2 separate regions of the Homo sapiens genome follow, and region 1 is linked to region 2. A link is a contact called in ENCODE Hi-C or POLR2A ChIA-PET data. All regions are on one chromosome and are shown on one strand. The core of a region is the stretch at or near the end of the contact, and the rest is flanking DNA. Distances in the headings are between cores, read along the strand shown.

What was found. A loop is a pair of places that touch in the nucleus more often than their neighbours do. ChIA-PET counts read pairs that join two places held with the same protein, here RNA polymerase II (POLR2A). Pooled maps may share reads with other maps.
Region 1: a loop to region 2 is called in a pooled map, with 8 times the contacts of the local background. The contact joins the promoter of LINC02585 here to the promoter of NME6 in region 2. A Hi-C loop is called at or near these places in 4 of 37 single-sample maps with no recorded cell type and 12 of 50 pooled maps. POLR2A ChIA-PET finds 5 or more read pairs at or near these places in 2 of 52 experiments (CD4-positive, alpha-beta memory T cell and endothelial cell of umbilical vein).

What each region holds. Positions count from the first base shown.
Region 1 is chr3:48,661,792-48,667,966 of GRCh38, forward strand. It overlaps LINC02585 (long intergenic non-protein coding RNA 2585), which reads left to right and starts at 1,977. Exons shown (of 3, transcript NR_111921.1): 1 at 1,977-2,022; 2 at 3,850-3,931. CELSR3 (cadherin EGF LAG seven-pass G-type receptor 3) reads right to left here and starts at 1,095. Exons shown (of 35, transcript NM_001407.3): 1 at 1-1,095. The coding sequence starts at 843. RefSeq lists enhancers at 1,101-1,290, 1,161-1,746, 2,061-2,420, 2,481-2,550, 2,917-3,501.
Region 2 is chr3:48,298,181-48,304,399 of GRCh38, forward strand. NME6 (NME/NM23 nucleoside diphosphate kinase 6) reads right to left here and starts at 3,187. Exons shown (of 6, transcript NM_001308426.2): 1 at 3,173-3,187; 2 at 247-343. The coding sequence starts at 336. RefSeq lists silencers at 2,890-3,089, 3,390-3,609 and an enhancer at 3,170-3,299.

The DNA of each region.
Region 1 (6,175 bases), core at 727-3,226, 360 kb after region 2:
GAGACCCCGGGAGCGCATGCGCTTGGGCGCCGGCTCGGGAGCTGTCCGAGACTCGCGGGGTGCTGAACCTGATGCAGGAGCTGTCCTCGCCGTGCGTGGTGCTGAATCCAGCTCGGGGCCAGATCCCGAGGCCCCTGGAAGACAGTTCCGCCGGGGGGCTGTCCTTTCTGCTCCGGATGTCGTGGCTCTCTCGCCCTGACCCTTGCTCCCTGTTGCCCATAATTCCCCACAGCAGCGCGCGGTGCCCACTCTTTTGCGGGAGCCTGTCCCAGCGTTCCGCTGGGAGGACACCGGCTTGGGACCGTGGTGCCGAATCAAAAAGTCTGAAGGGAGGGGCGAGCTGTTCCCCGAGCCCGGGACCCCTGAGGACAGAGCCCCTGGTGACAGACTACCTCTTTGCAAAGGTCCTGTCCGCCCGCAAGAGGAGACCTCTGGGCGCCAGTATAACACAGACCCTGGTCCCTGTCCTGTCTCTCGTTCGCGGCTGCCCAATGGCTGGACGCCGTGTTCAATCCCCAGCTCCTCATTCGGCTGCTCAGGGGGCCCTCGACTATTCCGGGCGCTTTGCCTTCTCCCTCGGAGCCCCACGAAGATAGGCTCCCTGACCCCCAGGCCAGGCCCCCCATCCTCCCGGACCCCGGAAGACTCCGGACAAAGAGCTAAGGCTCCGCCACCGATATGCGCCCTTGGCCCCGTAGTGGCAGCTAAGCCTGGGTCCCAGCCCTGGTGCCCACCGCCCCCCAGCTCCTCCTGGCTGAGGGGGAACAAAGAGAGGAGAAGGAGCAGGAGTATGGGGGTCGACCGTCCCCCGAGGCCCCGCCACGGCGGCCGCCTCGCCATCATCCCCCGCCTCCCTGCACGGCCTCCACCGCCCCCCGCCCCGGTCCGGGCCTTGGGCTGGCCCCGCCGCTCGGGCCCCCTCCCGGGCCCCTGCCGCCGCCCCGGGCCCCCGCCCCTCCGCCTGTCTCTCCGCACCCCCGCCGCCCTCTGGGCACCATCTACTCCGCGGCCGGAGCCCCTCCGGCGTGCGGCCCTGGCTTTTTCCGCCCCCACCACAGCATCCCCGACGCTGCTGCCGCCTCCCGCCGCTCCAACATGGCTCCCGGCCGCCCCGATGGTTCGCTCCACCTCTGCCCCGGCGCCCGAAACACGGTGGTACAACCCATCGCGCATGGCAGCTCTGAGGACCGAAGATGTTGCCGCCATCTTTATTGAGGACGTGAGCGTTGCTCCTGGTGCTGAACAGAGCGCGAAGGTTCGCCGTCGTTGGGTCCGCCCTCCCCACTTTCGGTCGCCGCCTTCACCCACCTCCCTCCTTCTAGGGCGCTGTCCCAGCTCCGTCTCCCAGCCTTTTTCTGTCCTTCCAGATCTCTTGTTCCCCCTTCCTGACCACTAGTTCTGAACCGTGTCCCGGATTTTGGTCTGAAATTTTGGTGCCCATGAGCGTTCTCATAGCTCTGGGAGGGGGTACTGTGTGAAATCCTGGGGTAGAGGGGACGATGGCTGGAGAGGGGTCTGGGGTGCCAGCACCCCGAACAATAGCTTTAACTATCCCATCAGCTAGTTTTATGAAACATGTCGCGACCACCTGCTTGTTTGGATCGCCCCTGCGGAGCAGGGACCAGAGATGACCCTCCCGAGGCGGGAGCAGAGGCCAAATTCTTCCCTGCCTTGCTGGTCCCCAGCAGTCTCCCGGGCTCGGGGCCCCTTCACTGGAGGCTGCACCCCCTCCCAGGCTGCGAGTCCCGAGTGCTCTGGGATGCCACGTGGAGCCCGGCGTTGCCCCATGGCTGCGGGCCCCGCTTCTTCGGGTCCCCGCCCCTCGTCCGTCACGACCGCATGCCTTAACCCCTTGAAGGGACTGACACAGAAACTCAGTCCTCCCCCCACCCTCGGTGCATTCCAGCTCTCCCTGCGTAACTCCTGGCACGCGCCGGTCTCGCCAGGCCAATGGGTGGACCTGGCGCAACAGACGTCACGAGAGGAGCGGAGGCGAGGGGTGAACGCGGAGCACTCCAATCGGTCAGTCATTGTTTCTATTGGCACAATGGGAGGCCCCGCCCCTCACGGCGGACTCATCGCATGGGGGAGGGGGCTCCGCGGGTTGCCGGCTAACCGTGAGAGAGTCCGGGAGGTACACTATACGGACCGGCCTCCAAAGGCGGAATCGATAACGAGCTGCAGCGCCGGGTGCAGAGGACGCGGGCATCCCGAAGCCCAGGAAGAGGTCAGGGCCGGGACCCCAGAACGCTCCACAGGGTGCGGCTCCCGCGATGGGGTGGATCCTGGTTCTAACAGGCGAGGAACTCCTGGCCAAGGCCTCTGGCCCGCCCCGAACGGTCCCTATGACATCACCATCAACCAATCAGTCGGCGCATCCTTTCGCCCCTTGACTGCTCCGCTTCCGGGAGGCGGGGCTTCTGCGGGTTCCACCTCCCGAGCGCCCCTTGTGGCTACCAAGGTCAGGCAACAGGTGTCCAGTTGTTCCCTCTCCTGTCTACGAATCTGAGGACCTCCCCAGGATCAGAGCTCTGGGCCTGATACACGGCCGGGGTTCCTACGGGTTTGTGAGTGGGGGTGGAAGATCTGCAGAGGCACTTAGGGCTGAACTCCTTTGAATGGGAGCCAATCGGTGCAGGGGCTGGAGGAGCGAGTCCCCCAAAGTAGTTTTATTTATCTATTTAGAGACAAGGTCTCACTCTTTCGGAGTGCAGTGGTGATCACAGCTCACCGTAGCCTCGAACTCCCCAGGCGATTCTCTCACCTCAGCCTCCCGAGTAGCTGGGACTACGGGTACATGTCATCACACTTGGCTAATTTTTGCATTTTTTATAGAGACAGGGTCTCACCATGTAGGCCAGATTAGTCTTGAACTCCTGGGCTCAAGCAATCCGCCCATCTTGGCCTCCCAAAGTGCTGGGATTATAGGTGTGAGCCACCGCGCCCGGCAACCCAGAAGTGGTTTTGACAGCACCAGCGCTTTCTGTGTCCACAATCTAGTGAGTAGAGGGCACAAAACCTGACACCACGGAGGCAGACAGGCAGGGGCTCTGCCGGGGAAGGGTGTTGGAGTCCCAAAGGAGGCGTCTGAGTCACCTTCGCAACCTGGGACGCCTTCTTGCATAAGATGCCTGAGCAGTGCCTTGAATGACCAAGGGGAGATCCGCATCTGCAAAGGAAGGGCAGGGAGGGATAGGGATTGGGGGTGGGCATCCTAGGTCTTGGAGACTGTGTGGGCAAATGTGCAGAGACATAAAGGGACTATGGCTGAGGGAAATCAAGCCCTGCCCTCTCACCAATAGGGCTGGCGCTGGTCCCAGCTAACACTCCTTTTGGAGAGCAAAGCTCCTCACTTCTGAGTAGTGAGATTGATTGCGGATCACTCTCCATGTTGCTGCCTGCTGTGTGTCATCCCACTGTCATCCTCCCTTTGTGGCTGTTCTGTGGAGCCCCTCTCCCTCAATCTGCACTCACCTCTATGCCCCAGCCCCATTGGCAGCTCCTAATGCACTCCCGGTAAAAAAAAAAAAACAAAAACCAGATGTTAGTGATAGTGGTGGTAGTTCTTCTCTCCACCTCCAAATCTTGCCCTTGCCTCCTAATAAGACCCCTATGTGGTTTAACCTCATTTTTTTTTTTTTTTTTTTTTTTTGAGATGGAGTTTCACTCTGTCACCCAGGCTGGAGTGAAGTGGTGTGATGGGGCTTCACCATGTGATGGGGCTTCACCATGTTGGCCAGGCTGGTATCAAACTCCTGACCTCTAGTGATCTGCCCGCCTCAGCCTCCCAAAGTGCTGGGATTACCGGCATGAGGCACCGTGCCCAGCCTATCCTCCTTCTCTTATCAGCTCCCAACTAGAGGTCCACCCAGGACCCAGAGACCTGGATTTGAGGCTGCTGGGCGGCAGATGGAGCGATCAGAAGACCAGGGTAAGGGTGTGGCAGATACTGCCACTAACACTTCTCAGCCTTTCCTTCTCCTGCCTTTTCCACCCCACCCTGTGTTTGTCTACTCCCAGCCAGGTGTACCTTTCCAGGGGAAGACCTGGCCAACCTGTCCAGCTCAATTATCCAGCAGTTCTTTGACCTCACTGAGATCTCGAGTCCATTGTTCATCACCTCAGCTATTGACCTGTGTCATTAGCCTTATAGAGTTCAGTGCCACGGAAACTCCCTGCCCTGTTCTTTTTCTTTTTCTTTTTTTTTTTTTTTTTGAGACAGAGCCTTGCTCTGTCGCCCAGGCTGGAGTGCAGTGGCGCGATCTCGGCTCACTGCAAGCTCTGCCTCCCAGGTTCACACCATTCTCCTGACTCAGCCTCCCGAGTAGCTGGGACTACAGGCGTCCACCACCATGCCCAGCTAATTTTTTTTTTTGTATTTTTAGTAGAGACGGCGTTTCACCGTGTTAGCCAGGCTGGTCTCGATCTCCTGACCTTGTGATGCTCCCGCCTCGGCCTCCCAAAGTGCTGGGATTACAGGCATGAGCCATTGTGCCCGGCCTGCCCTGTTCTTCTTAGACAAACTTGCTGGGCTAAAATCTAACCCCGTTAAAATAGACTATTTACGTATTGTTTGCCTCTAGCGCAGCAGAACATTGCTGGAGAAAAACAAACAACCGTGCTAATTGGTCTCATTTTATATTCATGACCACAAGCCTCAGTATTATATCGGAGGGCCTATCCAGTGCAGTAGGGCAAGAAAAATAATAAGTTATGAAGATTGGAAGGGAAAAAAAACTAATTCACAAGCAGTAGGATTGTATATGTAAAAATTTCAAAGGAACCTATAGGTAAGTTGTTAGAATGAGTTCAGCAAAGTTGTTGGACACAAGATCAATATATAAAAATCAGTTGCAATTTCTATATGTCACCAACAGTTAGAAAATAAATTTCTTGCCTGGGCATGTTGGCTCAAGCCTGTAATCCCAGCACTTTGGGTGGCCAAGGCGGGCAGATCACCTGAGGTCAGGAGTTTGAGACCAGTTTGGCCAACATGGTGAAATCCCGTCTCTACTAAAAATACAGAAATTAGCCGGGCGTGGTGGTGGGCACCTGTAGTCCCAGCTACTGAGGAGGCTGAGGCAGGAGAATCACTTGAACCTGGGAGGCAGAGGTTGCAGTGAACGAGAAAAAAAAATTTTTTTTCTTAAAAACAATGATGTTTACAATAGCATCAAGTAATATCAAATGCTGAGGAATAAACCTAATGAAAGATGTGCAAAGACTACATACACACATACAAAAAAACTATAAAACATTATTGAGGGAAATAAAGACATAGGCCTGGCATTGGTGGCTCATGCCTGAAATCTCAGCACTTTGGAGGGCCAAGGTGGGTGGATCATTTGAGGTCAGGAGTTAGAGATCAGTCCGGCCAACATGGTGAAACCTCATCTCTACTAAAAATACAAAAAAATTAGCTTGGCCAGGTGCAGTGGCTCACACCTGTAATCCCAGCACTTTGGGAGGCTGAGGCGGGCGGATCATGAGGTCAGGAGATCGAGACCATCCTGGCTAACACGGTGAAACCCTGTCTCTACTAAAAATACAAAAAAAAATTAGCCGGGCCTGATGGCGGGCGCCCGTAGTCCCAGCTACTCGGGAGGCTGAGGTAGCAGAATGGCGTGAACCTGGGAGGTGCAGCTTGCAGTGAGCCTAAATTGCGCCACTGCACTCCAGCCTGGGTAACAGAGCGAGACTCCGTTTCAAAAAAAAAAAAAAAAATTAGCTGGGCATGCTGTTGTGCACCTGCAATCCCAGCTACTCTGGAGGATGAGGCAGAAGTGCCTGAACCTGGGACACAGAGGTTGCAGTGAGCCAAGATCATGCCATTGCACTCCAGCCTGGACAACACAGCCAGACGCTATCTGAAAAAAAAAAAAAAAAAAAAAGTAAAAAAAATGAGAAATAAAGACATAAATAAAGTGAAAAATTGTTCCAATATTGGAAAAGTCAATATTATAAAGGTGCCAATTTTCCCAAATTGATATATGGATTCGATGCAACTTCAGTTAAAAATCCCACTAAATTTTGGCTGGGTGCGGTGGCTCACACCTGTAATCCCAGCACTTTGGGAGGCTGAGGCGGGCGGATCACAAGGTCAGGAGATCGAGACCATCTTGGCTAACATGGTGAAACCGTCTCTACTAAAAATACAAAAGTTAGCCGGGTGTGG
Region 2 (6,219 bases), core at 1,937-4,436:
ACTAACAAATACACATTGTCTTGATATTCGGTTCTATTATTGCTTTGGGTCCTTTCTTACATTTTAGGTCTGCCTCAAGTCTCCAATGGATTCTTAGTCTCCTTAGGTCAGAGTTCATGGCTTCTAGCTTTGCCTCCACAGCATCCAGCACAAGTCTGTGTTGTCAGTCACCATAAATGGCCCAATGGCACCTGAAGCAGTAGCAATTCCCAGGGCATGCGGTAGAGACTTAGGATTCATTCTTACCTCCAGAATCAGTGGATGGGCGACTGCGTCAGGCTTGATCAGGGCTAGAGTGAGCTGGAGAGCCTGAGGGCTTCGCAAGATTGAGGCCATCTCACTCCTGCCATTAGAGAGCTGTATTAGGAACCCTTCAGGACGGCACTCCCAGCCTTCCCTACATTGGAGCCACGCAGCCTTGCAAGCCAACGAGTGCTCTCACTCCTGACACTCATAAAGAACCTGACAGTTTCATCTTAAGGCCATATACATTATTTTAATTGCCCATTTGGGCTCATGGGATCAAGGGAGGGGAGTTGTAGAGGGAGCATTCAAGTTCCCCCGTGGAGTATACAATCTAGTGCAACTGTAAGCCTATGAGGGAATTACCCATTAAAAGAAACTCAAGTTTAAATACTACCTGTCTCTGCCAATATCCCTTCCTAACTTCCTTTTGTATTTTACAGAGGATTTACAATTTATACTCCTAAACAGCCTATCCACAAGGCCTATTCATAATGATGAATTCATCTCTTAAAATCTTCCATCCCATAGTGCTCTCCTATCAAATCTAGAATTGGAAGATTGATGGACAGCAACTGAGGTGCTACCAGGATACCAAAAAGTCTGCTGGATAAACACCATCTCTATTCTAATATTATGGAGAGATCAGGATCTCCTGTGCCCAAATCAAACCTGTTAATACACTCAGCTGTCCTCAGTGGTAACACTGAGGTCAACACACAACTCCAACATCAGGAACAAGTCATAACCATTTTGCATCTGAAACAGTGCCTGACACAAAGGTGCTTGATCAATTTTATTTACTAAATAAACCTATATAGTCTTATTTCTATTCATCTTTGTATTCCTAATGTCTAGCATGGTGTAAGAGCTCAATATTGTAGAAATGATATAATGGACATAAAAGCATTTTATAAACTGGACTAAGGGAATTTTGAGGTCTTTTCCAATTGTGAAATCCGAGTTATACGTGAGAAATTTATCACCTCTGCAGGAGTAAAGACTTTGTCTCAAAATCTTATCTCAATATTATCTCTCATTTGGCCATGTGTAGTGGCTCACACCTGTAATATCAGTACTTGAGGCCAGGAGTTTGACCTGGGCAACAAAGCAAGACCCTGACTCTACTACATATGTGTGTATGTGTGTGTGTGTATATATATATAATATATATGTGTGTATATATATAAAATCATTTGTCGACAAATACAGAGAAGGCTTCCATTAACATAGGCAGGGACAGAGTCTAGACAACATTCTCATTTATCTTATCCTAAAAACTGTCAATCATGTTAAAGGTGGTATTAGAATCTGGCCCAAGCAAAGAAACTGCCATGGTCGCTCCTATTCATGTCCTTTCTACAGCTTTCAACCTGATTTTCCACTCAAACCATAAAGCCACACCCAATCTAACCAGTACAAGATCAGCTAACCCACTCTCCCTAATGCCACAGGTGGTAACACGTCATTTTCAGCAACTGTCTACAGAGACATCCATGACACCTCCCCTCCCTCACTCTTCATATCCACACGATCACCAACTTCTGGCAATTTTCCCTACCTAATATATCTCAAAACCCATACCATTCTCCCATCCTCAACTGCTACCACCATAACTCTAAGACATCATCATTCCCCTCTGGACATCTTGACAGCCTCCTCTTTGGTCTCCCAGTTTCTGTCCTGCCAACCTCTACAATCTCCACACAGCAGCCAAAGTGAACCACACATGAAAATCTAATCATATGGTTCCCCTCCTTAACCCTTTAAAGGGCACCCTGTTCTTAGAATAAAAACCAAAATCCTTATCACGGCCTCCCAGGCTCTGCATGATCTTGTGGTTCCCCACGTACCTCTCTAGCCTCATCTGGAACCCCACACTCCTTAAGTTTCTCTAGCTCCAACCTCATGGGCCTTTCAGTTTTGAAAGAATTTCTGGCTTGACAGCCTTTGTGTGAGTAGTTTTCGCAGTCCTGAATGTGCTTTCTCTGGTTGCCTCCTGCCCACCTTAGTGATCTTAGCTCACTTCCCGTTACACTTTCTCACAGCTCCTTGCAAGTTCCCTTCAGTTCCGTCTTCACCACCAGAAGGTGTAAGCAGTACCTAGCACACAGCTGGCTCTTAACAGTATCTGAATGAACCAACGAATGCACCTCATCCAGCCATTCCAAGGCCAGGCTGCTAGGGGTTCTCGTGGCAAGAACACGCGGCCTGTAGGGAGGACATGGTTCCTTTACTAACGCAGCTAAGTTGTGGCTGTCTTGACTCTTGGTTTACAACAAACTGACAAGTCGAGAATCCTGTTAGACTTAAAGGTGACTCCATGAGAATTAAAAATTTTAGGCAGGGCGCGGTGTCTCACGCCTGTAATCCCAGCACTTTGAAAGACCGAGGCGGGCGGATCACGAAGTCAGGAGATCAAGACCATCCTGGCCAACATGGTGAAAGCCCGTCTCTACTAAAAATACAAAAAAATTAGCCAGGCATAACGGCGCGCGCCTACAGTCACAGCTACTAGGGAGGCTGAGGCAGGAGCATTACTTGAACTCTGGAGGCGGAGGCTGCAGTGAGCCGAGATCGCGCCACTGCACTCCAGCCTGGCGACAGAACCAGACTCCGTCTCCAAAACAAAAAAAAAGTAAAGCTGTCGGTACACTGCCACCCCAGCACTCGAGGGGGCCACCACTCGCTTCCTGGAGGGCGGCGGCCCAGCCCTGGTCCACCCACGCGCGGCCGGGACCTGCGCCCCTACCCCCGTGGCCACGCCCTCCAGCCCCCCGGGCTCACGGCCTCAACTCTCGACCCAGCCCCCTACTTCTCTAGGCCTGCAACCGCGCAGCCCTCACCCCTCGTACCCGGGGCCTAAGCCCACCCCAGATTCTGGGTCATTCGGAGCCCCAGTGCAGCAGAAGTCCGGCTGCGGGTTCACCTTGTCCTCCGGCACAGGGCCCGGCCACCAGGCGCCACGCTGGATAGCCTGCGGCCCTCGCAGGGTCCTTCAGGCGCTCCCTGGGCAGCCCTGCTCGGGGTCCTAGTCCGGTTGCGCCGCGGCGTGAGGTGAGGTGTGAGTTGCCCTGGAGGGTGGCGGGTTTTCCAGGCGCATGCATTTGCCGCGGACGGGACGAGAGGATGAAGCCGTTCTGGGCGCCGGAACTCGCTTGTGGGAACCGCCCCTCGGAAGCCGGCCTGGGCGCCCTCGGAAGCCGGCCTGGGCGCCCTCGGCGGGAGGGAGTGCTGGGCCGGGTGCTGGCGCAGCGCTACGCAGGGTGGCGGAACCCAGAGGACCGGACGGGCTCGTTCAGGGTGGCGGCCCGGCGGGGGCGATGCCCGCCAGCAGAGACACCGATGGAAACCTTGCCCAGTTATTTTCTTTGCCCAGGGTAGTTCCTGGAACATGGTTGATGCCCAGTATTTGTCAAAAGTACGCGGAGGGCAAAGAACTTAAGCGCTCGATAGCGAAGGCACAGGCCCTTCAAAGTCTTTTGAGCTCTGAGCGATACATTAGCATGAAGGATCGTAGCTAATATGGGGGTTGATGAAGGAGGATCCTTGGCTGGAGCCCAGGTGTGCATAGGGCATGAGGAAAGCAAGTCATAACGGCCTTTCACGTGTCATTAGGAATCTGGGCAGCAGGGTGTGGTTTGGGTTACTCTGGAGTCTATTGACGCAGCCCAGGGTGAGGAGATGAGAACTGGGGGTATTCCTGGTGTGTACTGTGATGTATGGAGAGGATGGGGACAGGGAGAATGGATCGGGGGTCAGCTGTGGCAGGTGACCAGAAACTTGGTGACAGGTTGAATAAAGATGGTTAAAAAAAAAAAAAGTGTTTTGGTTTCTTGGGTTTTTTTTTTTTTTTTTGAGGGAAATCACTGAGAATGAGAAGAATGAAAATAAACGATAACTGTCATCAATGTAAAGACTTACTTGCACATTTAACTGACTTCGGTGTCTGCCTACACAGGTGTTGCCCTCTTGGAAGGTTTATCCCCAACTCATGGCTTCTGTCCCTGCAGCAATAAGAAGCCACTTCCCAATAGTTTCCTGATACCCAGTCACCTTTGGGAACTTACGAGGAAAGTTTTTCCAGTCTCTCCGCAGACCCTTGCATCTCTTCTCTTTTTGTTTAGACCCTTGACCACCACCCCCTATTCTAATCTTAACTCCTCTGCTACTCAGTTCCAATCCTAACCCAAGCCCTAGTCCCTAAATTTATAATCCTTTAATCCTAGACCTGGTCTCTAGATCCTGAGCCCTTGATGCTTATCTTCTAACCTCCTAATCCCAACCTCAAATCCCTAAACCTCAACCCATGAATTCTGACCTGATTCTCAAACCCCAGGCCCCCAACCCTGACTCCAAAAATGACAACCCATTACTTCTCCCTACACGGAATCACTGACGGAGTTGTAGCAACTGAATCTGCAGTAGGCCAAAGGACCCAGTGAGTTAGCCAGCAAACTACTCTAAATAAAAGATATGGTGGATAACAGCAAGCCTAAACAAATCTTCCTCAAAGATGAGCAACACAAGTCCCAGTCATTATGACAATACCTCTGTATCTCAACAAAGGGGCTTAAATCAGCAAGTCATCCCAGCCCCTGAAGGAAGAGAACAGTCCTTGTAAGTTGCAAAGCTCTCAGAGGACATGGGTGGCTCAGTAAAGCCCCTGTTCTAGGACACAGCAAAAGAAGCAACACAATAACCACCATGGCCCAGCAGATGAGGGCCACAGCCAGCATCGCCACCCCTGAGTCTGCCTTCCCAGTATGATCATCAGGACTTCAGAAGTCCCAGCAAACCAGTTAAACAGAAGACAAGAACCTTATGTGAAACCAAATTCCAGACAACTGATACAGATGGCATTCCAGAATCTGCAGCATTCCAGCATGCAACAAACTGCAATAAGTGACACAGATCTCTCCCCGACAGACACCTTATGAGAAGCAAGGGGAAAAAAATGCTCCAATAAAATGGAATCCCAGAATCTCTTCACCATCCCACCCTCAAACCCCTCCCCATTGCCAGGATGCTATGGCATAAGAGGCAAAGGACAATTCACAGTAGTAATAAAAAACATTTACTAAACACTTAGAAACAGTACTGACCAGGTGCCTCATTCAATGCTACGCTTATGTGAATTCTGTATGTATACTGTACTTAGATACAATTTTTTAAAAATTGATACTGCTAAAGCCTTGCTTAGATGGAAATTTGTAGCCTAAAATACATATATTAGAAAAGAAGAAAGACTGGAAATTCAGTAAGCCTCCATCTCAACAAGTTAGAAAAAGAGGAACAGAGCCTCAGAAACCTGTGACACATCATCAAGCGTATAATTTGTTATTATTATTTATTATTATTATTTTGAGACAGAGTCTCGCTCTGTTGCCCAGGCTGGAGTGCAATGGCGTGATCTTGGCTCACTGCAACCTCTGCCTCCCGGGTTCAAGCGATTCTCCTGCTTCAGCCTCCTAAGTAGCTGGGATTACAGGCACCTGCCACCACGCCTGGCTGATTTTTGTATTTTCAGTAGAGATGGGGTTTCACCATGCTGGCCAGGCTGGTCTTGAACTCCTGACCTCAGGCGATGGATCGCCCGCCTCGGCCTCCCAAAGTGCTGGAATTACAGGCATGAGCCACTGCGCCTGGCTGTTATTATTTATTATTAACTATTGCTTTATGCAATTGTCTTTTAAATCATATAGGAGAATAAAAGATTTACAAACAAAACCATATATTTATACTGTCTTTAACTGTGTAGTTACCTCTACCAGTTCTCTTTATTTCCCCTTGTGGATTTAAGTGTCCTTTCGCTTCAGCCTAAAGTATTCCCTTTAGTATTTCCTGCAGGGTGGATCTGCTGGAGACAAATTATTTCGGTTTTTATTAGTTTTGTTGGTCATCTTACTTTCTCCTTCATTTCTTTTTTTTTCTTTTCTTTTCTTTTTTTCTTTTTTTTTTTTTTTGAGATGGAGT